Linked DNA regions of Homo sapiens: region 1 is linked to region 2. Evidence: chromatin loops called from intact Hi-C (ENCODE). Cell type or tissue: gastrocnemius medialis. All regions are shown on one strand. Links, peaks and the distances in the headings refer to the core of each region. The heading gives the core; the rest is flanking DNA.

The links. Peaks named below come from ENCODE experiments on the same cell type or tissue, not always from the same donor. Only the 100,000 strongest peaks of a DNase experiment are listed, where the experiment ranks them.
Region 1: it touches region 2 in a loop (2.9-fold over the local background); 4 of 110 quality-filtered maps call a loop at or near these places.

The regions. Positions count from the first base shown.
Region 1 is chr5:72,617,966-72,633,786 of GRCh38, reverse strand. All of the region lies in intron 7 of TNPO1-DT (TNPO1 divergent transcript), which reads left to right. Among named protein-coding and RNA genes, the nearest start is that of ZNF366, 120 kb to the right of the region's middle. In gastrocnemius medialis, for the core only: no CTCF peak of the experiment used is centred there; a DNase peak (open chromatin) is centred at 8,626; H3K27ac peaks cover 4,239 bases.
Region 2 is chr5:72,370,128-72,385,948 of GRCh38, reverse strand. It overlaps the pseudogene RPL10AP8. Among named protein-coding and RNA genes, the nearest start is that of PTCD2, 58 kb to the right of the region's middle. In gastrocnemius medialis, for the core only: no CTCF peak of the experiment used is centred there; DNase peaks (open chromatin) are centred at 4,963, 7,158 and 7,828; H3K27ac peaks cover 4,032 bases.

The sequences.
Region 1 (15,821 bases), core at 4,101-12,100, 250 kb before region 2:
TGTGCTGGATGTTTTAAATGAAATGCATGGGAGTGGATGACTCACATGTGGGATGGTAATGAAATTTTGGAAATGAGTACCTACAGAGAGGCAGAAAAATTGCAGGCCCTGCAGGACTTCAAGATGCTGAGAGCTTATCCACGATGCAAGGGAATTATAAAAGTCTCAATTTAGACTTATTAAATAAGTAGGACAGGAAATAATATAAAATATATGGTACAGTAAGTTGATTTTTCAAAAGGTTCTCTTTCTCTCTCCGTTTCACTCCTTTCCCTGCCTCCCTCTCTGTGACTACCTACACATACACAAATAGGTGTGCGTGCTCAGAGATTCTATTACTGACACAAGATGAACTCCTTTTCTCCTCTTTACTGTGACCTAAGATGCATTTCAGCATGATGACTTTGGTAACAATTTTTGCACAATAGTTCTTCAGATCTGAAGACTGTCTTGCTTCCAGATTATAGGCTCCAAGTTTTGGCAAACATGATGCCATTTTGTAATCCTCTCAATGGTTCTATGGGTGTGAGCAGCACACACAGTCTCCTTATGTTGCAGCAGGAGAAACTAGGTGGGGAGGAGGGATAAGAAGCAGACTTACTGTGTTGTGGAAAAGTACTAGCTGGGGAGTCAGGAGGGCTGGATGCTGGCCCCGCTCTGCCGCTGACCAGATATGCAAGACCTCTGACCTCCATGGGACTCTGTTGATAATTTGGGCACTGAAGGACTTGCCAAGATGATTGCTAAGCTTCTTCCCAGTGCTAACATTGTGTAATGAGACATTTTAATTGTGTGTTACAATTTACATACCATTTCCACGTCTATTCCCCCAATCTTTACAATTCATCTAACAAGGCAAGGAAACTGGAACCCAGAGAGGATAAGGGATTGGTTTTGAGGACACAGAACTCATAGATAGCACAGCCAGGTTTAGAAACTGAGTTTGTGACCCCAAAGCCATGTTCAGCCTGTGAAGTTTTTTAAAAGGTATATGTGCTTTCACTTCTTATGGTAGAAAATGTGTGATTTTTCAACACTACTTTTTTAAAAAGGTGACTTTTCAAGTATATCAATCTGAATATTGTGTTCAGTCGAGCATGGTAATTTTCCATCCCAGAGCTGCTCAAGAGCCAGGCCATGAGTTGCTCTGAAGAAGGGCGAGCTTTGATCTCACTGGAAGCTAAAGTCCTCTGTAGAAAACCATCATGCAAAGTGCACGGTCCATGTACGTGGAAGTGTGCATTCAGCCTTGTGTTATGGAGGTGTCTCTGGGAATGTTCTCTTTACGCAGTTGCATTTGGTAAGTCAAGTTATATTTTGCATAAGCAAAACTCATCTGCCCTTTAAAGTGGTCCTCTTAAGAAATTCTTGCATAGTTTAAAAAGAGAAAGAATATTTTCTAACCCAACTTTACTTGGTCACATTCCTAGCTAAGCAACAGAGCAAGGGGGACTTCCAACTAGGCAGAAGGGGGAGACTTTGACCAAAGAGGGCGAATGGAATCAGCTCCCAGTAGTCACTGCTGCTCACCGCCCCTTCAGGACTGAAGCACTTGTTCCTGCAGCTGCTGGGAGTGTTGATTGTCCATAGCTCACAGCTGAGCCCCTGTACCAGGGTCTGCCTAAACTCAAGAGGGTGCCTAAGCCAAGGCTACGTTTCAATTTCCTGAGGCAGCCTGTATCCCATGACTGCTTGATACGGCGGTATTCACAATATAAAACCCTGGCCCCTTTGCTCCAACTGAGGACAACTCTGCAAGGCCAGTCAAGCTCCAGAGCTCAACTGTGGGCTTGGCTGAGGCCTTTGTTGTGGCTGCATCACAGCCCAGCTGATCCCTTTGCCCAGTCCTGCCTTTCTCACTCCCACGTAAATGTATTGCACCCCAATCTCCACCTCAGAGTCTGCTTCCTGGGACCCTGATCTGTAATACGCATCTTCCTTTCTCTCCATCCTGAGATGGAAGATTCTACAAAACTCCTTTTCTTTGATTATTATCAGCAATTCTCCTGGATGAACTTGGGAGGTGAGAACCAATATGGAGGAAAGCTGGTTGTGGCTGTTTGTGAATATTGCTTCGTGTGTACATACTGTTTTGGAAATTGGGAGCTGCCTTTCAAAACAAAGCCATACAAAGAATAAGTGATTTGGCAGAATAAATGGAATATAGAGAAAATGATGCTGCATAGTAAATTTAGAGGAAATTCTACCACATATGCAAGTACTTCAGGTAGGAAAAAATAAAGTCCTCTCTGCCTGCTTCCTGAGGGTCCTGTCTTCAGGCCACCCCATGTCTACAGCAGCACGATCGGGTGCACCTTCCTTCCCGTAACTTCACTGATGGTGCATTTCCTGCATGAATTCTCTACCCTAAGTGTCAGGGTATTTGTATTTGCCTTGTAATTAGCTTAATATGCTGTGAATTTTTCTCCCTAACAGAGAAGTAAAATATTCAATTATAAAATCTAAATAACTCTGCATAAAACTAGCTATATCCTAAATCATGGTCAAAACATCATAAACTGGTACCATAATCAATAGCATTTCTCAGGTTCTAATGTTCTAATGTTTTTGGACAACCAAATCATCTGTGCTGAGGGCCACACACAACTGAATTCAAAGACTGTTATGGTGCACGGGAAGTTATAATTGAATGATGTTGTCTGACTATCGGGTTGCTACATTTTTAACTATAGGTTAACAAGTATGAAAAAAACGTAACAACAACAATAAAAGCCACGCTAGCCTCTAACAATCAGGTCAGTTCTAACATGACTGTGAGGAGATTAGGTAGAAATTGTGACGTATAATTTGGAGAGAACTCTGGGATGGGAGTCTGATTTTGTAACTTTATCAAACTTATTCTAGTTATTGCACAATGATTGTAGAAGTGCTTAGAAATGTGAACAGCTTTTATAAATGTCAAATTATTTTATACATTAAATATGAATTATACACTCAATTTTCAATGTGGTTCTTCTATATGATAGGCAAGTACGGAGCTCCTAAGGGGACTTCTGCAGCTCCCACTGCCTTCCAACGCACATGGCAGCACAGCAATGCTGGCTTGCTTTTCCTTATTAAGAAGGAAGTCAGCTAAGAGGTGAATGTGACAAATGAGCCCCATAGAAGCTCTCAAGCCATTGACTTGGGATGCACTGACATTGGAGTTGGGTTTCTGGGGCTGTCATGATAACCAGGTCAAAAGATTCTCACAGCAAAGTGTCACTTGCCGGCAGGTGCCACACTGTGGCCCCTTGGCATCACTCATTTCCAGCTATACTTAGGAAAGCTAATCAATTTTTCATCTTCTCTTGGGAGTGCCAGCTTGAAAAACACAGTGTGAAAAATGCCCCTGCCTTCTGCCACAGAGGGAGTCCATGCAGAGAGCCCTACTGGCAGGGAAGGCTCTGAAAATAAGCCACTGCATCAAGAAACAGGTGGTGAAGGGGAAGTGGGGGCATAGCTCCCACAGTCTTATTTCTATGTGTAGCATTTGAAACTGAAGAAGGAGTTAGAACTAGCTCTCGGCTAAGTCTCACACTCAGAAATTCACGCAAGAGCTTGCTGCTGCCAGACACACCACTGCATGACCAGCATGGTGTTCTCTGCTTTTGGAACAAACTTAACTCTTTCAGAGGTGGTTGTGTTCTTGTACCTAAATATTCTCTTCATCCTAAAAATTCCTTGTATGGAAGAGTCATGCTGCCCTATATATAGGAAATTCAGCATATGGGTTGAAGAACTTCTGGGGACTGGATATATATTAACATACTAGAGTTGGGTTGGAGCTTTCATTTCCATTTGGTGGCTAAGAGATTCCTTCCTTAAGCTCTTCAGCATACAGCAGAGTTGCTTCAATTTTTATCTTGGAGGAAGAAAAGGGAGCTTGTGACCCACAGGAGGCACAGCTAACCTAAATTTGGAGAGAAGAGAGAATTCTATGACTTACCATGGAGTTAGGCACAAGGAGAAAATCTTTTCTGTTTCATGGTGGGGTGTGTGTGTGTGTGTGTGTGTGTGTGTGTGTGTGTGTGTGCGAGTTCTCTCAAATTCTAGGAGCATAATCCCTGGGCTTTTTCAAATCTGTCTGCTCAATTATTTCTATAAGGGGAAAACTCCAGCAGGATTATAGGCTGCAGAAAAAGTCAAAATTAGAGACGGAGGCAAAATGAGTGGTAGGGTTTAAGGTAACTGGACTAAGGATCTGACAACCCAAGTTATACTCCTCACTGTATCATTTATTAGCTCAGACACCATGGGAAAAAATCACTTTTACTTATGCAAGCCTTAGGTTCACCTAAGAAGATAATACAGGTAATTATAGCTGCCTCTTCCACCAGCACTCCTTCTCTTGGCCCCATACACTTCACAGTTGTAAGGATGGGCATGAAAGTTTTTTGCAAACTATAAAGCACAATTTTTCCAGAATTGGACACATCTTGCTCAAGTGCATGCATGTGAATATGTGTAAGTGAATACCAGGCTGACATATTGTTGATGTTCAAGCTTTCCATTTTAACTTTCAGTTTTGTTTGCTAATGGGGTAAATTGGAGGGAACCATGTTAAGAAAGAGAGATTGCTTGTGATATTTATGATGTTCATGGCAGGGTGGATGCATTAGCCAATCTGCACTCGCCTGTGGACAGGAAGTTTACAACTGTAGAAATTATGCCTTGGTTAGACTCTGTCCTGGGATGGGGCTACATTATTCTTCGGGCAGTGACAGGTGGACCTGTGACAAGGTTCCAAGTCAAAAGTCTGCTATAAGAGAAGAATGTCAAAGGTAAACATTGGGAACTCAACATTGCTTTTTTCATTCCTAGAAAGTCCAATTATGGTCCAAAATATTTTCCATTGCATCTCTCTGGCCTGGAAGACCCTTATCTGATCTTGAAAAAATGTTTAATTTAAGAACTCTTTAATGTTTTGTTTTGATTTGGTTTGGGGTGAGATTCTTAGGGAGAAAGAAATCTTCCTTTTTTTTTTTCTTTTTAAAATAGATATTTTTACAGGAAAATCCTCTAGGATTAAAGGAACAGTGTCTATATGGGGAAAGATAACTGCATTCTGCAATACCTGTGGAACTAGTTGCACATGCTTTTGTATGCAACTTAAAAAAAGGATTGTTTTCCCCTCTACTGCAAGGAAAGAACTGGATTCCAACACCACTGTATTAGGCCAAGTTCCCTTAGTATGGCTTTCAGATGCAACAGACAAAGTACTGAATAACCCTCCCATTGGCACTGCCCTAAAATTGCATGGCTAACCTTAGAAGCCAAAGCAGGTGAAATTAAACAACAGGCCAAATGTAAAGACAAGGTGTGTGTTTCCATGAAAAAAGGATCCTCAGGTTTTCTTGTCAAGTTCAAGACCAGTGAATGCTTAGAAATATTTCCTAAGAACATTTTTAAGAGAGAGAGGGAGAGAGTGAGTGAGTGAGAATTTTTCTTAACTTTTAAGTTCAGGGATACAAATGCAGGTTTGTTACACAGGTAAACTTGTGTCATGGGGGTTTGTTGTACAGATTATTTCAACACCCAGTTATTAAGCCTAGTACCCATTAGTTATTTTTCCTGATCCCCTCCCTCCCCTCACTCTCCACCCTCTGATAGGCTCCAGTATGTGTTGTTCCCCTCCATGTGTCCATGTTTTCTCATCATTTAGCTCCCACTTATGAGTGAGAACATGCAGTATTTAGTTTTCTGTTCCTGCATTAGTTTGCTAAGGATAATGGCCTCCAGCTTCAACCATATCCCTGCAAAGGACATGATCTCATTGTATTTTATGGCTGCATAATATTCCATGGTATATAAGTACCACATTTTCTTAATCCAGTCTATCATTGATGGGCATTTAGGTTGGTTTCAAGTCCTTGCTATTGTGAATAATACTGCAATGAACATACGAGTGCATGTGTCTTTATAAAAGAATGATCAATATTCATTTGGACATATACCAAGTAATGGGATTGCTGGGTGTATATCCAAAGGAATATAAATTGCCACAGTGAGGAATCACCACACTGTCTTCCACAATGGTTGAACTAATTTACACTCCCACCAACAGTGTATAAGCATTCTTTTTTCTCCACAACATCACCAGCATCTGTTATTTATTTATTTTTTTTTACTTTCTTAATAATAACCATTCTGACTGGTGTGAGATGGCATCTCATTGTGGTTTTTATTTGCATTTGTCTAATGATCAGTGATGTTGAGCTTTTTTTCATATGCCTGTTGGCTGCATGTATGTCTTCTTTTGAGAAGTATCTGTTCATGTCCTTTGCCCAGTTTTTAATGGGGTTGTTTGTTTTTTTCTTGTAAATTTGTTTAAATTCCTTATACTTGCTGGATATTAGACCTTTGTCAGAAATATAGTTTTCAAAAATTTTCTCCCATTCTGTTGGTTGTCTGTTCACTCTGATGATAGTTTCTTTTGCTGTGCAGAAGCTCTTTAGTTTAATTAGATCCCACTTGTCAAGTTTTGCTTTTGTTGCGATTGCTTTTGGTGTCTTTGTCATGAAATCTTTGCCCGTGACTGTGTCCAGAACAGTATTGCCTAGGTTGTCTTCCAGGGTTTTTATAGTTTTGAATTTTACATTTAAGTCTTTAATCCATCTTGAGTTAATTTTTGTGCATGGTGTAAGGAAGGGGTTCAGTTTCAATTTTCTGCATATGTCCAGCCAGTTATCCCAGCACAATTTATTAAATAGAGAATCCTTTCCCCGTTGCTTGTTTTTGTCAGATTTGTCGAAGATCAGATAGCTGTAGGTGTGCAGTCTTATTTCTGAGTTCTCTATTCTGTTCCACTGGTCTATGTGTCTTTCTTGTGCCAGTACCAAGCTGTTTTGGTTACTGTATCCCTGTAGTATAGTTTGAAGTCAGGTAGCATGATGTTTCCAGCTTTGTTCTTTTTACTTAGGATTGCCTTGGACATTTGGGCTATTTTTTGGTTCCATACAAATTTTAAAATAGTTTTCTCTAGTTCTGTGAAGAAAGTCACTGGTATTTTAATGGGAATAACATTGAATTTATAAATTGCTTTGGGCAATATGGCCATTTTAATGATATTGATTCTTCCTATCCATGAGCATGGAATGTTTTTCCATTTGTTTGTGTCATCTCTGATTTGTTTGAGCAGTGGTTTGTAGTTCCCCTTGTAGAGCTCTTTCACCTCCCTTGCTAGCTGTATTCCTAGGAAGAATACCTGAATTTTGGACAATTAGTAATAACAGTGTAAATTTATACTGGTATATTTCACTTTTTCTCCAAAGAACTCAGTGAACCACAAATATTCAGCACTCACCACTTTCTTAGTCCTCATATCTTTAAATTCATTTTATCCACAGACTTCAAGTAGTTTTCTATCAGCTTTTGAATCTCAGTAGAGGTGGGAGTGGTGAGAGGTGAGGCTGTGTGGCCATTGGACCTGTTTATTGGTTAAGACAGACTTGGATTCAAAGGATTCTTCTTTTTGCAGGTTATGGTGAGGTTTTTTGGTGAAACAGAGGCTAGGGGCCTGTTGGCACACCCAACACCCTCTATTTTGTTGATCTAAACTCTTGATGGTCTTTTTGCAAAGTGCATTTCTGTATTGTCTTAAATTACTTGAACCAGTAAAATTTTCACTACTCTTCCTTTGCTCTCATGGTAAACCAAGCTCTTGATCCTCTCCATCAACATCAGTGAAATAAGAAAGCAAAGGACTAGAAGGGATTGGTTTCTCTGTGTAGTTCTGCCAGGCTTTGATTTGTAACTGGAAAATCACTGGCTCTGGGCTAACCTGAGTTTCTGCATCTTTTTTTTTTTTTTGACGGAGTCTTGCTCTGTTGCCCAGGCTGGAGTGCAGTGGTGTGATCTCGGCTCACTGCAACCTCCGCCTCCCAGGTTCAAGCAATTCTCCCACCTCTGCCTCCCGAGTAGCTGGGATTACAGGCATGCGCCACCATACCTGGCTAATTTTTGTATTTTTAGTAGAGACGGGGTTTGGTGAGTTTCTGCATCTTTATTTTTAACTTGGCAGTGCTTTCCTCACTCAACCTGTAGATATCTGTAGTAAATATAACTGTTGTCTGTAATGACACAATAAAGCAGGAGAGGTACACTTTGGATATGTAACCTGTATGTCTCATGAAGTGCTATGAATTGTCTGTTACCACACTTCATAATATCTTGCAATTTTAGTAGGTGAAAATATGTTAGCCTCTATTTGCTGACTAAGGCCTTGCCCCTACTATCTTACAATTGAGAATGTTAAAAATGTTCTCAGTTCAGCAGTTAATATACATTGAGTATCACATTCCAAGTATTAGATAAGGAGCTAAGCCTCTTTCTAAATTATAAAGGGGACAGGGGAAAAATGGGAGCCAACAAGCCATCTGTAGTACATGCCCCCAGCACAGTTCTGCAGAATTGAAGGCAAAAGTTGCCTGTGAAACCATGGTCAAGACAGCCATCTGGGAGGAAGGGGCTCTTGACCTTGGGGCCATCTCCGAGCATTTGCCTTGTGGCAAATGAAAGCTGAAGCATTGCTCTATTTTTCAATATGCCCAACTCACTCTAAGCCTGAGGATGATCACCATGCTGCATGAATTTTGTAACCAGCCTGTGAAATTTGGCTGCTGCCCCACGGCCAAATTTGAGAGTGGTTGCTGGGCCTGGTCCAGCCATAACCACCCTGGCTGTGGTTGTAAATCACTGGGAGGTTGTGAACGAGTGTCTGTAAAAGGCTGGTTGCTTGAAGCTCTTTTTCTTCTTGGAAACTGCAGAGAAGTAGATACCAATAGTTGAACATGCCCTGCTTTGGATGGAGCCCCGGCATCAGACCTCTCCTCCCTAGTCCAATCTCAGGCCCCATCCTCTTCTCTGTTTCTTTTTAGTGTGCCTGTCCCTGTCCCCCCAACCTAACAATGCTGCCTTGGTTTTTAAAGCACATAACATTCTTCCATGAATCAAGTCATTATAGTTGTTTTGAATTCCAGAGCATTTGATTGATGTGACTGTTTGTATAAGCAACATCCTCTTCTACTCCGAATAAATTTCCAGCCCCTCTTTGGGAAACTGACTCATAGCAGAGCTATGACACTGAAGTGCGAGGATTGGAGATGGAGAGTGCTGTCTCCAGTTAAATTGGAGATGGTGCTTAGAAATCATCATTTAAACCACCCCCCGCCCAAAAGGAAAAATAAACCTCCAGATGCACTGATCCTATTTCCTCAGGACTCTCAATTCAGGGTGGTATCATTGCCCTACAATGATCAGAACTCTTTTGTGTTTTGCTATATCAGTGGCAATCAGCATCATTAAAATTCATGACAGTGTAATTTTATATACTTTTAGAAATGATCTAGCAATGATCTAATAATTCAATGTATTAAAATGAATGCCAAAATTCAAGAAAAAATATCCAAGAGAAAAAACAAAGAGAAACAGACTGGTGGTATAAGAACCCAAAAATCATTAAAAAAAAGAAAGAAACACCTAAAACATTTTGGTTTGATTTTTACCTTGGGGTGAAGGCAACAATGCTGTCTGAAACTTTGAAAACCATTGGTAGAGAATTGAAATGAGACAAAACAAAATAATAAAGAACTGGAATAAAAATCTTCACCAAGTCTGTTACCCTGCACAAGAGCCAAATGTAACTTTGAAACCTGATGCCAATCCCAAGTGCTCAAAGTTACTGCCTTTGCTCTTTTTAATATGCTGGCTGATTATGGAGCTAATAATACATATAATTGAAAATCGCTGTTGGATCCTTTGAAGTTTGCTGCCATATAATATCCTACGGAAGAAAGGAAAAAAAAATTTAAACCCTTGGGGAGATTCTTCAAACAATGCTTTAAATATTCAGAATCAACAGTTAATGGTGTTAGACTTACCTCAAGAAGTTCATCATGATTAGAAAATATACTATTAAGTCAGAAAAGCACTCTAATAGTTTCTATCTCTAATAAATGTCACCAGGCAGTCATTGTCTGAATTACTTAATTTCTGCCTCACTCTGGCTCACATTAATATTTTATTTCTAGAAAAGTATGTGACCAGAACAAAGTGCCCAAATCAGTTCTTGTCAGCCAACTTCATCCATGACTTTGGAAGCGACGCTGCTAAGACAAAGTGGTTCTTTAGGAGAGACAATGTCATGCTGCCGAGGCTTTCATTTTAGGACAGGGTTTTGCAGTGAATTAATAGCCTCTGGAAATGGTGCAGAGCTACAATAACAGCTTTCTCGTTTTGATTATAAGGCAGAATGGTTTCTGGTTTTCTGTAATATTTGCATTGTGAATGGGATTCCGTTTTTTCTCATTTAGATGCAGTGATCAGGTGAGAGGAATCTAAGCCTGTTCCATCAAAGCCCTATATTGTGACCAGAATACAAATTACTTGATTCTGGTTCTTTTAAAAATGTAGCTTATTTTAAAACTGCGAGAGTCTTAAGGCAATGTAAAAATGAGAATCTGAGATGGTGCTCAAGCTGAAGTCACTAAGTGTTGCTCTGGGTTCCACGCATGGCAGCCAGCTGCATACCTCTCCACCAAAATGCTTTCATCACACTACTCTAATGAGCTGGATCTTTAAGAGTATTGATGGGAATACAGCTTAAACAGTCAGGATGGTGGGGAGGAATGTTATCTCAAACCATCACCATATTCACAACTCCAAGGAGGTTGCTAATTGAGATAAGAGGCATCATAGCCCATCAATTGAGCAGACAGGTGTGAAGAGTGAGAAAAATGGAGTGGTGGGTTCTAGTCATCCCCTCAGACCTGGGAAAATTACTGAAGTGCCTTTCCCTTATTTAATTTTCTTCCCACTAAAAATGGAATGGTGACGGTGTGTACCTAATCATAATGCTGATCAAAATCTCTGGAAACAGCTTTTTCAGAGAGAAGGTTTCCTAATCTTAACAATGTAAAAAAATGGCTTAAGGCTAAACTAGACTTTTTCAAGGCATAGTGAAACCTCTTGTTTCATTACTAAGGTTTATACTTTTAATCAGTGCCATTTCCAAGCCCCTGGCATTTCCTATGTAAAAAGATTTTGTATAACAGTTTAGCTCCACATTGAACACTAATTCCTCTTTCATGTGACTGTCCTAAAAATATGTGAAACAGCTGTCATGATGCCCTAAGTATTCGTCCTTCCAGGCTAAACAAGTCCAGTTCTTCATAGGCCAAGGTCTTAAGCGCCCTTGTTGTCTTAGGTCATCCTAGCTGGATGGGTTTCTGTTTACTGAGGTCCGCGTTAATGGTGAATTACTGGGAGCAGAGCATGGGGCTCCCATTGTGGTCTGTCCATGTGGAATCTGGCAAGAATTTTCACTACACATATTCAGCCTACCATGGCTCTTTAAAGACAGCTGAAGTCTGATCAGTTATTTTTGGAGGCTACATCAGATCACTGGCTTATGTTGAACTTGGAGTCAATTAAAACTACAAGTCTTTTTCACACATGCTCCTGCTAAGCTACCGTGTGTGTATGTACCTATATATAGTTATTATCTGTTGAGTGCTTATTATAGGCAAAACAATGTGCTAAATGCTTTGAATCTTTTGCATCTCATTTAATCCTCTCATTAACCCAATGAGGTAGTAAGTAACCTTAGCTCCACACTGGGTTAGGCTGAGGCTCCCACCAGTAGAGACTTGCCTAAACGGGTCTGACTCCAGAGCAGATAATCTTGAGCTTGGTGCTATTTTGTCCTCTGTACTGATGTGATGTTTTTGTTGCTGATCTTTCTTGGAAGACGGACACAGAGGGCCCACCACCAAAAAGCAGGACTATGAAATATAAATTGGGTTGGAACTGCTCATCCTTTTAGCCTACTGGAATCTTGTTGGATCCTGATCTTGCCCCCAAATATATTAGCCATTCCCTTAAAGCTTCATGCCGCCCATGGATTTCATCAGCTGCCATTGCTCTTTTTATTCAAGTCATTACCTCAAAAAATAGAACCAAGCCAAGGACAGAGAGCTCCAACCCACACCAGACCAACCATCATGCTTGGCTTTGGTCACTATTCTGATCAAGTTACAAGCCCATTGTACTGTGACTCAGTCACATTTTTCCTTCTTTTCCATCAGCAAGATCACCTTGCCAAATCCCTTGCTAAAATTCAACAGCAAAATTTCTAAAGCATGCTTTTAATGAGTCTAGCACCATTGCCACAGAGAGCAAAAGGGCCAGTGTGGCAAAAGTTGAACAAATGAACACTACGAACACATAGTGAAATTGTGTTGGTTTTAACTGATCATCATTCCCCGTGCTAAGGGAGCAGGGACCAGCCCCAACTCTCCATTCTAGACTCTGGTCTAGGACTGATATCAAGGTCACCAGCTTCTAGTTTACAGCATCAACCTTCTTTCTTTTTTGAACATCTGTTCTACATGTGACCATATTCACTTTTTCTGTAGTTTTCCCCATTTTTCAAAATTCTTGAAAGATCAGTGACAGTGGTTGGATGCTTTCATTGTACAGGTTCTTTTTGTATCTTGAAAGGTATTTTTTTCTTGGCAAGGAGATGTGAACATATTTAGGAAATTACCATATCTTTTGAAACTTTTCCAGGCTAAGTAACAATTTTATTTTACAAAGAAGACAAAAATAAAATGAAAGTTAAGTGATTCTGTAGGGCCTTTCACTTGATGATCTGCATTTTATTCCATTTCCCTTTAAACTATTGAAATGCCTTTGTTCTATCAGTAAAGTGTTATATCATTATGTCTCAGTATTGGATCTGCTTTTAAAACTGGTGTTCCCGGTGGCTCACGCCTGTAATCCCAGCACTTTGGGAGGCCGAGGCGGGCGGATCACGAGGTCAGGAGATCGAGACCATCCCGGCTAAAACGGTGAAACCCCGTCTCTACTAAAACTACAAAAAATAGCCGGGCGTAGTGGCGGGCGCCTGTAGTCCTAGCTACTTGGGAGGCTGAGGCAGGAGAATGGCGTGAACCCGGGAGGCGGAGCTTGCAGTGAGCCGAGATCCCGCCACTGCACTCCAGCCTGGGCGACAGAGCGAGACTCCGTCTCAAAAAAAAAACAAAAAAAAAAAACTGGTGTTCCAAGGTGTGTAGACACCCTCGGATGTGATTTTTTAAAATGAGATAAAATCATGGGACACATTACTAATATCCTAGAAAAACAAAAACATTAGGAGATAGACCCCATACTATACTGGATATTTATAAACTTTAACATACAGCACAAATAAGATGATTGGAGAGAATAGAGCTTCTTCAATTTTTCTGTACTTAATGGCTTGACAAATAATATTAATAGCTAATTTGATTTTTCTATCACGCCCTTACACCACTAAACTTGAGTCTGATACAATAACTTAAATGGTCTCTGTGGGCAATGCATCATTTGAATAAAAACAGTCTCTGGAGGTTGCTTTCATCTTCCAGGAAGGTTACTTCTTCCCTAAGATGTCATCCAATATGGGGGTTTGGGGAGAGACCTTATATACTCTCATGGCATTGTGCAAAGATGAGATGCTTAGCTTCATGCTGGTTTTCTGTTTGTATTGGCTTATTCTTGATTGGCCTCTAAAGCAATGACCTGGGTGCCTTTGGTTTTCGGGTTTCTGGGTGCTGTAGTGGCCTCCACAGTTGCTGTTTTTGACCAGTACTTGTGATCTGTTATTTTGGCTTGCATATGCTCCCTGGAAGGATGGGCCATCTCCCCCTTAAGGACTCAACTTCCTTTCAGATCTCACAGGAGGCAGGTCCTAGGATTTCTGTGACTTCTCCAGCAGTGCCCTGGGCTAGTGGTTCACTCATCCTTTGCTATGAGGTCAGCTTGTCCACCCCAGTGACCTTCAATTCCATATTCATCCCATGCAGGAACTGGGTTAGCTCCTGAGTACCAATCAGGCCTCCTTCTGTGTGACCATGTGTTTTGACCTCTACTCCTGGAATCCCACGTGGGAACTGAAAGAAGATGCCCTTGCCTTTCATGCTCTCCTCCTTGTACCTGTCATCCCCATTCCTGCAGGCCAAGCCTCAGGAAGGAGTAGTCAGGAAAAGGTCTTACTGTTTGCCCCTCTGCCTTCTTTCACTTCTCTGTCCCCTTTCCAATTTCTCCAAGGCAGGAAAAAGAGCTGGCATTTCTTTGGTTTCCCCAAAATTATGACCTGTTTCTTTCTCGTTCCAGCTAAGCTATGGTGGTGAGTGTACCTATCTCCTCTGCCCTGCAGTAATTCTTTCTCTCTGAGCTGAGTCCGCAAAGTTCAGATGTTGAGAGGCCAAGGGGAAGACAGAAGAATTAGAATAGCTTTGTCTCAAGGCAATGAGTGGCCTGGCTTTCAAGGCTGCCCTCCTGCTGCTTGTTGTTATAAGCTATACATGCTCTTCCTTGCTGTGACTTTCCCTGGCCTCTCTAATGAAGCACCTGGCAAAGAGTGGGGCACTTAGGCTCTCTCCATCTCCATTTCTGAAGAATCATCTTCATTCACTTAGGCAGCCATAATTACTGTTAGACAGAAAAGAGGAAATTATAGCATCTTTTCTTTGGATGACAAAAAAAAGTCTTGCTTTCATAAAAATTTCTAGTAAATGACTATGGCACTTTTGGGAAGCGCCTTTTGAATTCTGAAGGTTTGCTTCCATAAACCCTAACAAGGTGCATTTGATCAAAGAGGAAATGGCCCTGGTTCAAGGCAGGAGAAGGGATCTGAAGTTAGGAGGGCTGAATTATCAACCATTGGTAGAAACTTGCTGGGCTGATTACACCACTCACTTAATTCCTGCCTGCCCTCTTTCCTTGTATCTAAAGGGAAACAAGAAATGCTCACATGGTTAACACATGAAAAGTAAGATGACACTAGAAAAGGAAGTGACTACACATTGCCCAATCTTTGCCCCTATCCTTTTTGACCTCTTTTCCATATATACCTTGCCAGTTGCTTCTAAAAATATAAATCCGCTGGTTCCACACTTCTAGAGCCACGTGACTGTAACCCAACTCCTGGACCAAGCAGCGAGAGTGAAAATATTTCTCTCACTGTTCTGTCCCTCCCATCAATGACATAGAGGGTAAGCAAGGCTGAGATCGAGGGACAGAAACTCTTAGATGATAAAATTGTGGTCTCCACAAAATGTAAGGAAAAATTGTTCCTAGTATTTTGTGAATTTTTGTTTTATAAAACATAGATCCTCCATTTCTTTCATTTAAATTGTTCAAATGTGTGCTTGATCTATCTGTAAAGATAGAGAAAAAGGAGATTTCTTTTTCTATTATTTCCAACCATTATCAACCATTTGCCTCTATCACTTTTGGTCTGTTGAACAATTGTTTCCTTCCAGTGGTCTGAGTGATTGTCATCTGGGGTCTGAGTGATTGTCATCTGAACATCCTTGGGAGGGTGGAATTTTACCTTGAGCTGAGAGTGGGCAGGGCACCCTGTGCTCCATCTTAGAACTCATCTACATCTGAATTCATCTTAGAACTGGCAAGACCAGAAGCCAGCTCTCAGCGCACTAGGCAATAGACCTGAACTCCTGAAAAAATGAAGTCTGAGGTGCAAGGACACCTTGTTTTTCCATGAAGTAAATGTTTAAACATTGAGTTGGGCCCAATGGCCCACACCTGTAATCCCAACACTTTGGGAGGCCAAAGCAGGAGGATCCTGCTTGAGGCTGGGACTTCGAGGCCAGCCTGGGCAACACAGCAAGCCCCTGTCTCTACAAAAGAAAAATAAGAAAATTATCCAGGCGTAGTGGCGTGTACCTAGTGCCTGTAGTCCTAGCTGCTCAGGAGGCAGAGAATCACTTGAGCCCAGGAGTTTGAGGCTGCAGTGAGCCATGATCTGCAGCTAT
Region 2 (15,821 bases), core at 3,487-11,486:
GACAATAACCAGAGAACTAGAGGCTTGGTAAGCGTAAGTCAATTGACCAGAAGTCACTCAACTAGTAACTCTCAGGGATTTCAAACCCAACTAGTAACTCTCAGAGATTTTTAAACTCTCAGGTATCCAAATGCAGGCCTGTCTAGTTCAAGGGTAATAATAACAACGAGTACATAATTAGTATAAAAATAAATGGAAAAGACCCTTGTAGTAAGACTTATAAATTAGAATGCACAGTTACCTAAGAGACACTGCTCTCTCTCTAGTTCTTTTTAAAATATTCAATAGAAGACCAGGTGCAGTGGCTCACACCTGTAATCCCAGCACTTTGGGAGGCCGAGGCAGGTGGATCATCTGAGGTCAGGAGTTCAAAACCAAACTGACCAACATGGTGAAACCCGGTCTCTACTAAAAATACAAAAATTAGCCAGGCAAGGTGGCACGCGCCTGTAATCCCAGCTCCTTGGGAGGCTGAGGTAAGAGAATCACTTGAACCTGGGAGACGGAAGTTGCAGTGAGCCAAGATTGCGCCACTGCACTCCAGTCTGGGCCACAGAGTGAGACTCCATCTCAAAAAAATAAATAAATAAAAAATAGAAGAATACTCAATAGAAGTATGCTGTTTGGACTTCATTTTTGTGAAGGCAAAGAAAAATAAGTGAAACGAGAAACTATATAAAAACAAACTGTGGCATCTAATTCCTCCCCCTGCCCCTGTTCCATCCACGGAGTGTGTTTGCGCAACCGGTATATAGAAATGTTCGGAGAAGTGATGGAAACTTTATAGTAATTTATATGAATTGGTTTTTCACTTGTGGATTTTATAAGCAGATTAAATTCCACATTCAAATCGCTGCACTGCAACTTATTAAATATTCACTTTTCAAAATAAGTTGATGCATTATTTACAGCAGAGCAGATTCAATATTTAAATTGTTTTCTCAAAGAGTTCCTGACTAGAGCATGTAACCAGCACCTTCCTCCCGGACCAGGCGATGAGATGAAATGAGTCTTATTTGGTGCAAATCCTAAGAACAAAGGCCTAACCTGAACTGGAAAGCCAGCTTTGGTTAATGCCAAATTCCAGGCTGCATCCACTTCTGGACCTCTGACTTGCCTTCTTCTTGGCCTCACACAGCATCTTGTCCCTCATCAGCGTTTCTCTCACTAAAGGCATCTGGCTTCTTGGGGTGGAATCATCTGGGATGAGTTTTCAAAATGCATTGGCATTGAAAACAATGGTTTTTAAACCTCAGGGTTGAGAATCACTGCTCTAACCAAGGTAGTGCCTAGTAAGAAAGCCTTCTTAAGCCTTATCCTAGACTCAGAGTTCAGACTTTGTCTTGTGAGCTCTGGGAGACACCAAAAGGGTTAAAGCAGAGAAAGGACATGTTCACATTTTGCACTTTAAGAGTAGTGTAGCTGCAATGTGGAGAATAGAACACTCGGGAAAAGGAGACCAGGTGAGGCAGTGGTCTAGGCGAGAGAGGACGTGGACCCAAGGTAGAGCAGTGGCCATGGAAGGATTTGAGAGGCACTTAGGAAAGATAATCGATGGAGCCCAGAGCCTCATTGCATGGAGGGTGGGGAGGTCAGCAGGTGACAGAGAGGAAGAAAATAAAGAAGAACTTGCTGTGTTTAGGGTGGAATGTGCTAACATGAACGCTACTTGTTATTGCGAGACTCAGATTATAACCTCAATATTCTGATACCTAAGGTTTTACAAATATACTCTGTTTTCCTAAAATCAATTAAGTGGTTGAGTTTTGATTTATTTTATAGTTAACAAAAGGACATTCTTTGAAGTTCTTTTTGGTATGGGGTGCTAAATAATATAGAGTAAATTAAAACAATGTATCTAGGATCCTAGTAAAGTTATTTCTCTTTAGCTTCTCTGAGAAGCTGGGCAATGAACCAAAGCCTGGGCTTTCATTCCGTAGCACTGAAAATACTCAAGTCTCCTAACCTCAAATTTGGAAGTAAGCTCTGTCTTTTTAAATCACTGGCAAGTCACCTCCTCCTTTTCCTCTCTATCTCACTCCCTCTATCCTAGATTTTTCAGGCTTTATTTGGAGATTGTGAGTCCACAGATGGGTGCTGTCTAACTGGAACTGGAGAAATTTACAGACGACAGAATGTAGCAATAGTTGTAGGACAAGAGGCAAAAATCTGATCTTCTGATCTCTTTATTTTTCAGTTGTTGTCTGTATAGTTGCAGTGTTCTTTTTTCCTAATCATAAAATAATTACAATGTATTATTATTAGGAATTCAAACAATTCAGGAAAGTATGATACAGAAAGTGAAAATACCCTGACACCTCAACCTCAGGAACATCCATGTTAACAGTTTGGTGTATACCCTTCCAGATTCCTGCAGTAACATAGGATTAAGGTGAGGAATTAGGCAGGCACCGAGCAGGAGGTCAGGGCTCCAGGCAGATGGAGAGCACGTGTTCTTAAGAGAATGCATGACACATCAGGGAAGCTGGAGGTTCCCTATGGCGCTGGTATCCGAAGTGTGAGGTGGGCGTGGCGAGATGCAAGGAATGGAGGTTGGCAAGGACCCTTTAGAATGTGTGTGCACACGTGTACACCTTTTAAGAATATCAGATCATACTATGCATTGTCTTCTAAAACTTGTTTTTCTACATGGAAATCTTCCCACATCAGTGCATTTAGGTATAATTCACCCTTTAAAAAAGGGATATATAGTACTCTATTATTTGGATGGACAAAGTTTTTTTAACTAACCCACTACCAATGTGAGTAACTTCTAGTTTTTGCTATTAAGAGCAAATCAACATTATTAAGTAAATGCCCACAGAAGAATATCTCAAGGCTGAACTTCCAGGATTGATATTGCTAGGTCAATGGCTATGCCTATTTAAAATTTTATATTACCTACTGTATATAGGATTGGCTAATTCCTTACACCCTTACCAGCACTGGATGCCATTTATTTATTTGTTGTCACTCTTATGGGCAAAAAACAAAAGGTCATTTTAAATGTTATTTTAATGACCATTGCAGTTGAACACCTTTTCATATCTTTCTTGCCTACAGGTATTTATTCTGTGAATTACTAGTCCATGCCTTTTCTATCTGATCATTTTATTTTATTTATTTATTTAATTTATTTTGGGACAGAGTCTCACTCTGTCACCCAGGCTAGAGTGCAGTGGCACAATCTTGACTCACTGCAACCTCCGCCTTCTGGGTTCAAGTGATTCTCCAGCTCAGCCTCCCAAGTAGCTGGGATTACAGGCACAGGCTACCACACCTGGCTAATTTTTGTATTTTTGTAGAGATGGGGTTTCACCATGTTGGCCAGGCTGGTCTCGAACTCCTGACCTCAAGTGATCTGCCTGCCTCTGCCTCCCAAAGTGCTGGGATTACAGGCGTCGGCCACCGCACCCAGCCTATATCTTGATTATTTTAGATCAGCCACGCAGAGAGGTGGTTGATCTAAAGTAATCAGATATAATAGGCTACTGTAGAGTTCATTAGTTTTTGTTTTTTGTTTTTTGGTGGCACTAGGACCTACCAGGCCATGCCTTAGTCCAGGTGCTGGGGCTTGCCCATGGTGCTCTTCATGTATAAAGCCTGGGCATTCTGCCAATTCACCTTGAGCAGTGACACCAGGAAGCTAACATCCAGAAGGATGTTGTACACAAGCTCATCGTCTGTCATCTTCACATGGCATTGGTCATGGCCAGACACAGCACCTCCGTCAGGAAGTTGATTGTGGACTTCACCTCATCAACTCTGGCCACGATGTTTTCATTGTGCATGAACAGGGAAGGGAATTTGCCAGCTTTATTCAGGCTGGGGCTGAGGATGTGTTTGATCAGAGTCATCATACTTTATGGCCAACTTCTTGATGAGCTTCTTATTCTGGTTGAGTTTCTTCAGCACCCCAAAGCTCACATGGTGATAGCCACAGCCTTGGCTTTATCAAAGTGTTGTTGGTCCCCAGCATACACACAGAGAGCTTGGGGCGGAGAGTGGACTAAAGTTTGCAGGGGGAGCACTTGTCCTTCTGAGTTCATCGTTCTTCAAGGTGATCTTCGGCTATACCCGAAAGTGTCCAGTGCTTGCACTGGTTCCTCTGTGGGACGCCTAGTACAGAGTATCTCGAGAGGTTTTGATGCTCTTGGTGCCTCATGCCACAGAAACAAGAAATGAGCATTACTGTAGAGTCTTGCACCTTCATTTAACTAACTGGTGAAACAATGAAAGTCACTGACCTTCAGTATCTTGGAGTCATGTGTGCCTTTAGGTTTTTACTGAAATTGCAGGACACTAAACTTCTTTTATAACTAGCCGTGTTTGTTCTTGGCTTTTTCTATTGGCCTCTACCACTGTGTCTACGGACCTCAAAACTTCTGATTTCTACCAATAAATTTAATATTTTTGAGAAGGACATTTAAAATGCTTCTCAAGATCACTTTGCGAATCACACCTTCACTTTCCATTTATGGATTTATAGTTTTCTGGGAAGAGGACACATCTTTTCCTTTGAATATGGCCTGGTCTGTCTTCCTATTTAGATTCACAGTTCTCCATCAGCAACCAGCCTTGATCTTGTGCCGTTAGGAATCCAAATTAGTTCACATGTCTGTTCCAACTAGTGCTGGAGTGAAACTCACACCAGGTTTTCCCCCAACATTCTTTATACTTAGTCTGTAACTGGACAAATTGAAATAAATAAGTTCTCCTAGAAATTGTGGCACAGACTTCTTTCTACACAGTCAAGGGTGGGGAAAAAAACACAGCAAAGAATTTTAAATACAGATGTTAAGAGCCATTGGAATCATAGATTGAGGAATGTTTAGGTCTTAGCATCACAGAATTTGGAGTGAAAATGCCCTTTTGATGAGACACAAATCAACTTCCTCATTTTGTGGGTGAGACCAAGACAAGTCAGACAGCTGCTCAGCTTGCCCAGCCAGCAAGTGACAAGGCCGAAATGCAGCTTTCCTGACTACTGGGCCACAGTCTTTCTTCTTCTAGGCTGCCTCCTTTCCTAATCTAGTTGAAAGAAGACATTTACTTAGAAGATTAATATCCCAGAAGTCACTTTGCTTGTCACCTATCACAAAGGAGGAACTGAGTCTCAAGGAGATGAAGTGACTCGCTGAGGGTCACAGGGCTAGCAGGCGCACGCCCATCCCAGGGCACAGGTTGCGCTGCTTCTCATTGCCAACGAGGGCTCTACCAAGTAACTCTGGCATTTTCTGCCAGGGATGGTCAGAGTCCTCGGAGCAGGTGGAAACATTCCTAAAGTCTCACACTCTAGTGGCTGCTCTCAGAAATCCTAAGAGGCCCCCTTCTTTCAATACTCTGAGAAAACAGTCTGTCCTTTAAGACAGTCTAACCCTGCACCTTGTGTCTTATTAAAAATAAATCCTCATGATTCTCCTGGGTTTGTGACTTGTGTAATAGTGCATGTGTTCAGAGTAGTTGTATTTTATTTTCTTGCAGTAAAATGTGTCACTGTTTTCCTCCTAAGTTGGGTTCTTTTGTTTTTAAGGAATACTGCTGTAAGTGAGCTTGAGACCAGAGGGTTTTATTGTAGGAACTGAGATAGTATTGGGGACTGAGGTCACCTGAGAAACTGGTCAGCTCTGGGGACCCAGTACTGTCTCCATCGCTTTCTCACGGCTTCTTCTTCCTCGTGCTTCCGCTCAGATCTCCTCTCTACCGCCTGGCTTATCCTGCTTATTAGAGGTTTCTGAACCTCCCTAACTGTGAGTTACTCATAGGTTTTGCTTGCTATGTCCCTGACTTTCCTTCCCTCAGGGCATCTCTAAGGATATAGGAAAAAAACAAACTCTGTTTCTCTCACTATGCTCTCACAACATACAACGCTTCTGCGACCAAATGTGTGGGTGTATTGTCTCAACACCAAGCAAGCAATAAGTTCTGCAGCAGATACCAGCTGGGTGTCCTCTAAATCAATTCAGTTCTGACACTGTCTACCCGGAGATGGCGTCAGGTCCCACAGGTCGAGGGCTCAGTCCCACAACACTGTCCCCCACTTCCAATGACAATCACAAGCTCCAGGTTGTTTTACCTGTGCTCTGACCAGTCAGCTATAAATCAGGGGTCCCATGGCCCCCTCCTTAGTTTTGATTAATTTGCTAGAGTGGCTTACAGAACTCAGGGAAACACTTAGGTTTACTGGTTTATCCTGAAAGGTGTTACAAAAGATATAGATAAAAGCCAGATGAAAAAGAGGCATAGGGTGAAGTACGTGGGAAGAGGCAAGGAGCTTCCAAGCCCTCCCCAGGCGAGCCGCCCTCCAGGAACCTCCCCCTGTTCAGCTATCTGGAAGTTCCATGAACCCAGTACTTTCGGGTTTTAGGAAAACTTCATTTAGGCATGATTGACTAAATCACTGGCCATTGATGATCAACTTAACCTTCAGCCTCCCCCAAGTTTAGAGAATGGGGCTGAACGTTCCAACTCTATAATCCCCCCTTGGTCTTTTATGGGATCAACCCCCATCCTGAGGCAACCTAGGGCTGCCAGCCACCAGTCATCTCATTTGCATACAAAAGATACTCTTATCACTTTGGAGATTTCAAGGATTTTAGGAGCTGTATGACAGAAAATGAGACAAAGACCAAATATATACTTTATAATATCACAGCATCCTTGCAGTTTCTGTTCTTGTTGCTGTGGGCTCATTCCTTCTGTGTTTCCTAGTTTTAGGAAAGACAGAGAACATGATTGGCTCAGCTCATCTTTTTTGCACTAGGACATAGCTCATAGTTACTGTCCAGCCTATGGGAATGGCTGCCCTTTGGTCAGGTGACTACCCTTGCACCAATCAGATATGGGCAAAGAGGGGTTTCATCACATGGCAAATTACCTGGCAAATTAAACATCTGTTGGTGGGGCAATTTTTTTAGAAGTGGGAGAGGAATTGTAAGCATGTCTAATGCATCTGCTTTTTTTTTTTTTAATTAAGCTTCAAGTGCCGTGGAACTGAATCTGCTAATTGGCATCTTTTGTAAATTTCTTAGGAATTACAAAAAAAAATTGTTATTCAGGAACTCCTTCAACTGTCTAACAGTGAGTCATGGCAATGCTATAATTTCCCGTCCGTGAACTGCTTGGCTATTTTCCAAGTACTCCTATTGGGTTCCACTCCCCTGAGGCTGAAATTTCAGTGTGCCATTGGCAGAGAATGAGCCCTTATGCCCCGGCCTCTGAGCTTTGTCCTGAGAAGGTCTTATGATCTCTATATTCCTGACCTGGCCCATTCCTTTATGACACCTTTAATGAATAGAGGTGAATCTGCAACACTGAACATAAACCTTATGCTCACATGCAAACCTATGCTATGGCCCATATGATAGAAATTAGTTGATTTAGGAGCTTGGGTAGACATGCAGGAAAAAGGAGTTAACCTTTACTGAGCACCTACCATGAACCTGATGTGTATAGAGAATTTGGTGTATAGATGAGGAACCTGATGTTCAGAGAAGGTGAGACACCTGCCCAACAACACACAGCAAGCAGGTAGTAGAGCTAGAATTTAACCCAGATCTCTCTAATTCCAAATCACACTCTTTGCATCATATGTTGAAGTTGGTGGTTGAGAAGGGGTTAGAGGGAGATATTCCAGATGAAGAAAATGGAGACCATTACAGGTAAATATGTGGAGGTGGGTAAACAGAAAGTGGTGTGGGCACTGGAGTGACAGATTTCTGTTGGAATAGAGGGAGATTAAATGTCAGAGGCAGCCAGATTCTTGCACAATATAAAGGCCAGGCCAGGGCGTAACTGACATTTTTGGAGGCCTTGGGGAGTCACTGAAGGCAAGGCAAGGCATGACGTCTCCAAGGCAGCTGTTCAGATTAGAAGGATTAGCCTGGAGACAGGTGTCAGATGGATTGGGATAGGAAGAGACTCGAGGTGATTTAGGCACGCATAACTGTGGAGGGCCCCTGTAATCTCAGGGAATGTTTCACAGCTGGCTTCATTTTATTAAGCAAGGACCCTTTTTAGTCCCTCTCCCTCCTCATCTCTGTAATAGTCACGAGCTTAAAATTGCCTGTCCTCCACAGAAACTAAGTTTGCTGTACAGCATCACGTTTGATGAAGAGAAATTCTGTCAATTTTTTTGTAATAATTTCTATCTGAAGCCTCCGAATGCTGTGTTTTTGATTTTTAAAAACAGAACTACTCCAAAGGGTAGCGAGTACTGGGAAGCCGAGGCTGTGGTCTAAATTTCCCCTGAAAGTCTTAACCACGGGTGAGATTTTGTATGTGTATCAATCATACCATTTCCATCCTCATTCTCTGTTCCTGTCACTCCAAGTGTGAGAAGAGATAGATGATTAAGATAAAGTCCAGTTCCTAGGACTTTACCTTCTATTTCTCCTTTTTCTTTTCCAAAGTAAAATCACCATGAAATTACAAGACGTTGCAGGCAATTTGGCTAAGGTACTTGTGGATTTGCTTTGGGAAGAGTAAAAATCAGCAAATGCTTTCTTCCCCGCATTTTGCAGCTATTGAGGGTATTTATATAATTTGGGCATGGCTAACATAAAGAGTATTGGTGCTGAAACATATCTTTCCTTTACCAGAGATTAAGTATCAAGTTTGGCGATGAATTAGTTTGTCAGTTTTATTGGTGAAAAAACTGAAGTGGAGTTTAACCCCTGGACTCTGCGGGGCTCAGTAATCATGTAGGTGGAAATCCAGTGGATAAAAATGGCAGCAGGATCGTGGCACACCTGTAGTCCCGCCTACTTGGGAGGCTGAGGAGGAAGAATTGTTTGAGTCCAGGAGTTCGAGACCAGCCTGGGCAACGTAGCAAGACCCCCACCTCTACAAAAAATGTTAAAAAAAATCAGCCGGACATGGTGGCAGGTGCCTATAGTCCCAGCTACACAGGCAGCTGAGGCGGGCAGATCTCTTGAGCCCAGGAGTTTGAGTACAGCCTGGGCAACAGAGTACTTCTCTCTAACAAGAAAGAAAAATGGCAACAGGTTGATCTGTGTTTTCCTTTTGCCCTAGGCTAAATTTGGAGCCCCTCTTCCTTGACACACTTGAGGTAATAAAATTCACAGCTTTGACAAAACCACTGGAAGAGGTCCTTCAAGCAAAAGTTAAACTTGTGGTCTCCCCACCCAAGGAAACAGCAATACAACCAAAGCAGAAGCCTTAATTGGCTGCCCTCAATGTGGAGGGTATTGTGCTAGGAGAGAACTTAAATAACTTTTCCTTAAGAGTGTAGTGTCAGATAAATTGTTTACTATAATAGGAACAGTCTTCACTGAAGCAGAGGTGAGTTATTCTATTTAATAATTCCAAGAGCACACTCTTTACCCAGTGCTTTCTCTGCTGAGTCTGAAAAATCAACTCACTGCATTCTTTAGTGCTTAAAGCACAGGTCATTAGACTCACTACACCCAGGGACTCAATGAAATGGCTACCATTTTCAGGGGACTGTGAAGATGTCAAGATGTGAAAGCAACCTCTGGCTACCAAATCAAGGGGCTTTGCTGTGAGGCCTGGGTCAGGCCAGATGCTGGGTGATTCTCAAACCAACACCTTCGAATGGTCTACTGGTTAGGATCACCATGTCCCCTCATGGTCCCATCACAGCTGGATTGGGCGGACCTATGGGGTACTAGAGTTGTAGGTAGGAATGGTGAGAAATCGTTCAAACAGAATGGAATTGGTCAAGGCCAGATTTGTGCACAGTCCTATTTGGTATCCAGTTCAAATCCAAGGAGGTCATCATGGTGGGGTCTCGTCTATATATTTGCACCTCTGGGAATTTGGGGGAGCTAAGGCAGACTGTCCATAATAGAACTAATGACTATTGGTGTTTAAAGTCCTTGGGAAAAAATAGTGGGAACTTTGGGATTCTTGAACAAAGAAAGGAGGCGTGGCCTGTGTCAACTACTCAGAAGGAAGGAGTGCCCCAAGCAGGCAGAGAATTCATCTTCTGAGGTGAAGGAGGGACATAGTTCATATTCCCCATATTGAGACACCTTTTTTTCCTAGTCAAGGGATGCTTTTGTGTATGACAAAGAGCTGTCTTTCTGCCCAGGGCACTTGTAGATTCCTACATTGAGGTTGTCTCAAGGGGCCTTAAAAGTCTGTGGTCACTTAAGGGTCAGACAATTGAAAGTTACCTGAAGGAATTGTATTTGCTTGGGGTGGGGCTGAGATCCAATACCTTTAGTTTTGACAGGAACAGAGCAGATCAGGGACTGCAGGAGAACTGAGGACAGGAGGAAAGAATGACAGCAATTGTTGAGAAATGGAACACCCCAGAAGCAGCGGCCAAAACTCTAGGGAGATAGCAAGGATCGCTGGGGAATGCACGGGACTGGGGGTTTGGAGTTACAGTAACACAACTGTGTGAGAACTTGAAGCCAAATGTCTCTGTGCCCATCACCCAAGCTGTGAATATCGCCAAGGCATGTGTAGCCTGAAAAACCAAGGGTTTCTCTCAAAACTTTGTCAAATATTGGCTACTTTAAAAATGTTACCATTTTCATCAGTTTTGTGATGTGAAAGGCTTGGGAAGGTGGATTCATGCCAGGGATTCATGTGGACAGTTTGCCAGCTGCTGGGGGTGAGGAACAGAGAAGGGACCCCAAGATTAGCTCTTGGGGCAAGACTTGTCCCTCTATGTTAAGAGATGACCTACATACAGGACACAAGTAAGAGGAGATTATCTGACTTGGTGTCCTGTGATATTCTCTGAAAGTTTGTCTGATGTGGCAGATAGCACCAAGATGACAGACATTCTCACCTTCCTCAGGTCAGGTGAGGATCTGAAAATACTAAGTTGCTGAGAATGTCCTCTTTAGTTACCTCTTCATATCTGGGGAAGGGGAAGTCCTGATTTGGTTAAACCAGTCATCTTGCCCTGTAGCCCCTGTGAACAGAGATCAGTCAAGAACCGGAACTGACCATGTAGGAGGTGACTCCATTGATATTTGTACAGCCATTTACAATAAGCATGTATTAATTACGTATTTCTCCGTAACAAGTTACCCCCCAAATTTTGCAGCTTAAATCCACAATAAACATTTATCTCATATAGTCCCTATAAGTCAAGATTTCAGGAGTGGCTTAACTGGCTCTCTTGAAGTTGCAGTCAAGAAATCGCCAGGACTGCAGTCATCTGAAAGCTTGACTGGGGCTGGAGAATCAGTCTACAAGATGGCTCACTTGGATGATCACCTCATGCTGGCAAGAAGCCCAGCTCCTCACCATCTGGACTTCTCCATAGGGCTGCTGAAGTGTCCTCACAACATGGTGTCTGGTGTCTGGCTCTCCCCAGATCAAGTGATCCAAAAGAGAGCAAGACAGAAGCCTCAGTAATTTTTGCAACCTAGTCTCAGAAGTCACACTCAGGCAATTCTCCAATATCTTATTGGTCACATAGATCAGTCCTATTCAGTGTAGGAGGGGACTATATACAAGGGCATGAATACCAGGAGGTCAGAGTCACTGGGCCCACCTCGGAGACTGGCCACCAAAAATAGCCACTACCTATCAAGAGCTTACTGTGAGACAGGCACCTTGCCAATAACCTTACATACAGTAATCCTTCAGAGTTATTGTTTTCTTACTCTCCTCATTTCTACAGATGAGGACACTGAAGCCTAGAGAGGGTACATGACTTCCCAAGGATTTTCCATGCTGAGCTTGCCTTTGGTTTGCACCTCTAAGGAATAAAGTTCAGGTCATATTTTCATTCAGCACACAGACATTGAGTGTCTACTATGAGACAAGCACCGTGTTAGGCTCAAGAATATGAGTAACAGCCAGACCCAAGCCCTGAGGTATGTGAAAAAGTTACAGGCACAAAAATGGCCCTGTGTTTAAGGTATAATCTGGCTCTACAGAGGAAGTCGCCAATTATTTGAGGATAGGAATAGGTCAGAAAAGTCTTATTGTATGGGTGGTACTTGAGGTAAGTCTTAAGGGGTCAGGAACATTCTCAAGTGGGAATGTGCCAGAACTTCAGGCCTGGAGTAGGAGCGGGGAGTTCTGAGTGATTCCTACAGAGCACGTGGGAATCTCCCATCTTCATCTTCTAGCTTTTGGTCTGTGTTTGGTGAAGCCAGATGACACTTTATCGTATGGCCAGCCTAATGGAGCTGGGGGTAGGTGTGGGTGGGGCTAGAACCAGGAGACTCAGGTTTTATGTGCTGTTTTCCCATCCACCCCCTGTATGATCTCTGGCAAATTCTTAGCTTACCTATGCTTTGGTTCTGGCTTCTGTTAAATGAGAATAAAACAATCTTTCCTCACATTGCGGAGGGGGAGGAGCTGGAAGCATGGTTGTGACGATGTCAAATGCAACTGAAAAATTTAAAGCTCTCCTTTCTACATGATCTGAAGTCAGAGCTACTTCCACTGCAACACACTTCTTCTCTGCCACCCCACTCTGCCTGCACCGTACAGACACAGAAGGGCTATAACTTAAAATTTTGTTTTCAGTTACTTTTAGCCAAGGGAAAAGAGTCAACAGCTCCTGAGGATGTTTGGTACACTAGGCTCCCTCTGAAAAAATGTGCAAGCACTTCAGTTGTCCATCTAAAATTGTTACTGAAAAAGTTGGGTGATGGGAGAAGAGAAAGAAGTCTGCTGTTTGCAACTGTGCCATCGTCATCTGTGCTTTGTGCAGCTCTTTCAGGACAACTATCAGGTGGATGACACTACGATTCTTACAGTTGCCATGCATTTCGTTCTCTGAGAAGTCAAGCACATTCTTTTTTTTTTTGATGCAATAATGCTGCAACTTATTATTTTTATTGCAGAAGCAACTAAGCAATATTTTTCCTGTGAACAGCACTCTCATGTATATGTAAACCACAGTCTGCAGTTCCTCAAAAAAAAAAAAAAAGAAAGGGATGCTGAATATTCTTACTCTCAACTGTATGCATATAGGGTACAATTCAATGTAGAAGTCACCACTGCCTTCCTATGCATACCCTGGGCCCCCATCCTCACCATCATCGGCATAGGTGAGCAACTAGATATTTTGGCCAAGCAAAAAAATCTCCCGGAAGTATTGATCATTTCATATATGCGTGAATCTGCTGATACTGTTCATATGAATAATACACACAGAATATTGATCTCCCAAGAGTCATTTTCATTTCATTTTGCTCTTTTCCTTCTCTTGCCTGAAACCTTGGAAAGCTAACCCCACACACTCCTTTATGCTCTTCCTTATCACTTCCCTGAGCCCCTTTCATCTGCACAAGAGCATCAGACAAAATATTGTGACCTGTGCACAACCTCAAAGTGTACTGGCACATCTGTTCCAGTATCTATTGATTTCTAAAGTCATTTTCTCTCTTCTCATCAAGAAAACCCAGACAATTCTGGGGTGGAATTTGGTAATCCTGGATTGAGAAGTGAAGATCACCTTGTTCTATGGAAAGTGAAAGAGGAATTGAAGCAAGGAAGCTAAAGTTCTTCATGTAGTTCCAGAATATCGACTTTCTCCTCTCCTCTTGAGCTTTTCAATTGCCACCAATAGTCAAGGCCTTGTTGCCTGGTGCATTTTTTAAATTATGGCTTTCAATATTTTATTGTGGTTAGAAGAAGATGGGCAAGTATTAAAAGCCCATCGTATTCTTCAAAGACTACTTGTTTTGCTCTTTAATTAACATACAGTAAAATCATTTTCTTGGTGTACAGTTTTATGAGTTTTAATGCATGTATGGATTCATGTAACCACCACCACAATCAGGATATGTAACCGTTTCATCATCCCCCAAAACTCTCATGCTGCCTTCTGTAGTCACACTCTCCCCCACCGAAAACTTGTAACCACTGATCTGTTCTCTTTATTGTTTTGCCTTTTCCAGAAAGTCATGTAAATGACACTTGCCAATTATGTATTGGCATCAGCCAGTATGCAGCTTCTGAGACAGCCTTATTTTCCTCAGTATCACACCTTTCAGATTCATCCATGTTGTTGCATTTATCAATAACTAGTTCTTTTTTATTGATTACTAGGATTCAATTGTTCTCGTGCATATTGAACTCAGCAGCGGTTTTCAGTATAATACAGACCCCATGGGTCCCAGGAAGAAAGGCCGGTTGGGTAACCAAGCGAGGAAGTAGCTAAGGTTCATTCTTCAAATTCTACGGTTACTTGTCATAATCATGTTGGGTGATCATCTGGAGATGAAGAGGCACAGCGGTTTTTATTCAAGAGCAAAAGAAGCCAAGAGAAAGCCGAGGCCCAATCACCTCAGGCTTTCAATAGACCCCTTCCCCCGTGCGGCATCTGCGAGTTCTTTTTTTATTTTGTTTTGTTTTGTTTTGTTTTGTTTTTGAGACGGAGTCTCGGACTGTCGCCCAGGATGGAGTGCAATGGTGTGATCTCAGCTCACTGCAACCTCCGCTTCCCAGGTTCAAGCGATTCCCCTGCCTCAGCCTCCTGAGTAGCCGGGATTACAGGTGCACACCACCACACCCAGCTAATTTTTTGTATTTTTAGTAGAGATGGGGTGTCACTATGTTGGCCAGACTGGTTGATCACTAGTATCTTGACCTCGTGATCCGCCCGCCTTGGCCTCCCAAAGTGCTGGGATTACAGGTGTGAGCCACCGTGCCCGGCCGCGAGTTCTTAACCTACTTCACTTTCAAGCTGCCCAGTGTCTTCCTGACTCAGGCTAATGTAGCAGTTCTCCCCAGCGGGTGATATTGCCCCTCATAAAGCATTTGACAAAGTTGGGAGACATTTTTGGTTGTCAGGACTTGGGGACTGCTACTGGCATCCAGTGGATATTGAGTACCTAAGTGCCAGGCAATATTCTGTGCTGGGGATACAGGTGTGGACACAAAAGGCAGAGTCCCTGCCCTCATGGGGCTTACAGTCTAGAGCAGGGGTTGGCAAACTTTTTCTGTAAAAGGCCAGATGATCAATATTTTCAGCTTTGTGGACCATGTAGTCTCTATTGCAGTGTGAAGGCCAACAAAGACAATGTGCAAACAGATGATAGTGTCCGTGCCCCAATGCAACTTGACTTACAAAAGTAGGCAGCTTGTATGACGTAGCCCTCAGGCTGTAATTTGCCAACTCTTCTTCTAGCGAGAAGACAAATCATTGACAAACAAATATAAAATTCAAGTAGTAAGTGCTATATATTTTTTTTAAAGGCAAGATAAGGGATAGAGAGGAGGAAAGGTGCAATTTAGACTAGGTGGTCAGGGAAGGCCTCTCTGAGGAGGTGACATTTGATCAGGCACCTGAATGACATGCAGGACTGAGCCAGAGGGAACAGCAAGTGCAAACGCCCTGAAGCAGGAATGTGCTGGTGTCTTCAAGGAACAGAAAGAAGACCAGGGTGCAGGAATAACGCACGGAAGGTGTGGGGAAGCTGAGGTTAGAGAGGTCAGTGGGCTCAGGGCATGTTAGCACTTGGACTTCGGAGTTGATGCTCAGGGTGCTGAGAAGCCTTGGGGGCTTTGGGAGAGGGATGCCATGTTCCACATTCTCACCATCAAGCAGAAGAGTTCAGGTGACTTTTCATGGCCTCCATTCATCCACATGTGGGTTTGGGTGAATTAGTGAAAGGTGCCTCTCCCTGTTGGCAGCAGCAGCCTTGGATCCTGGCCTCCACTCCCCACCTCTGCCACATGCCTGTAGTTGGGGTATGACTTGCACAGCTGTACATTCCAGTCCTTGGTCTTAAGTGCTGCTGAGGTTACTTAAACTTTAAGCAAATGGTATTCTTCAGACTTTCTAGGACTTTAATATATTTGGTATGCAAATTATTGTTATTAGGCAGTGGTTTCTGGGGCTCCAGCTCAGT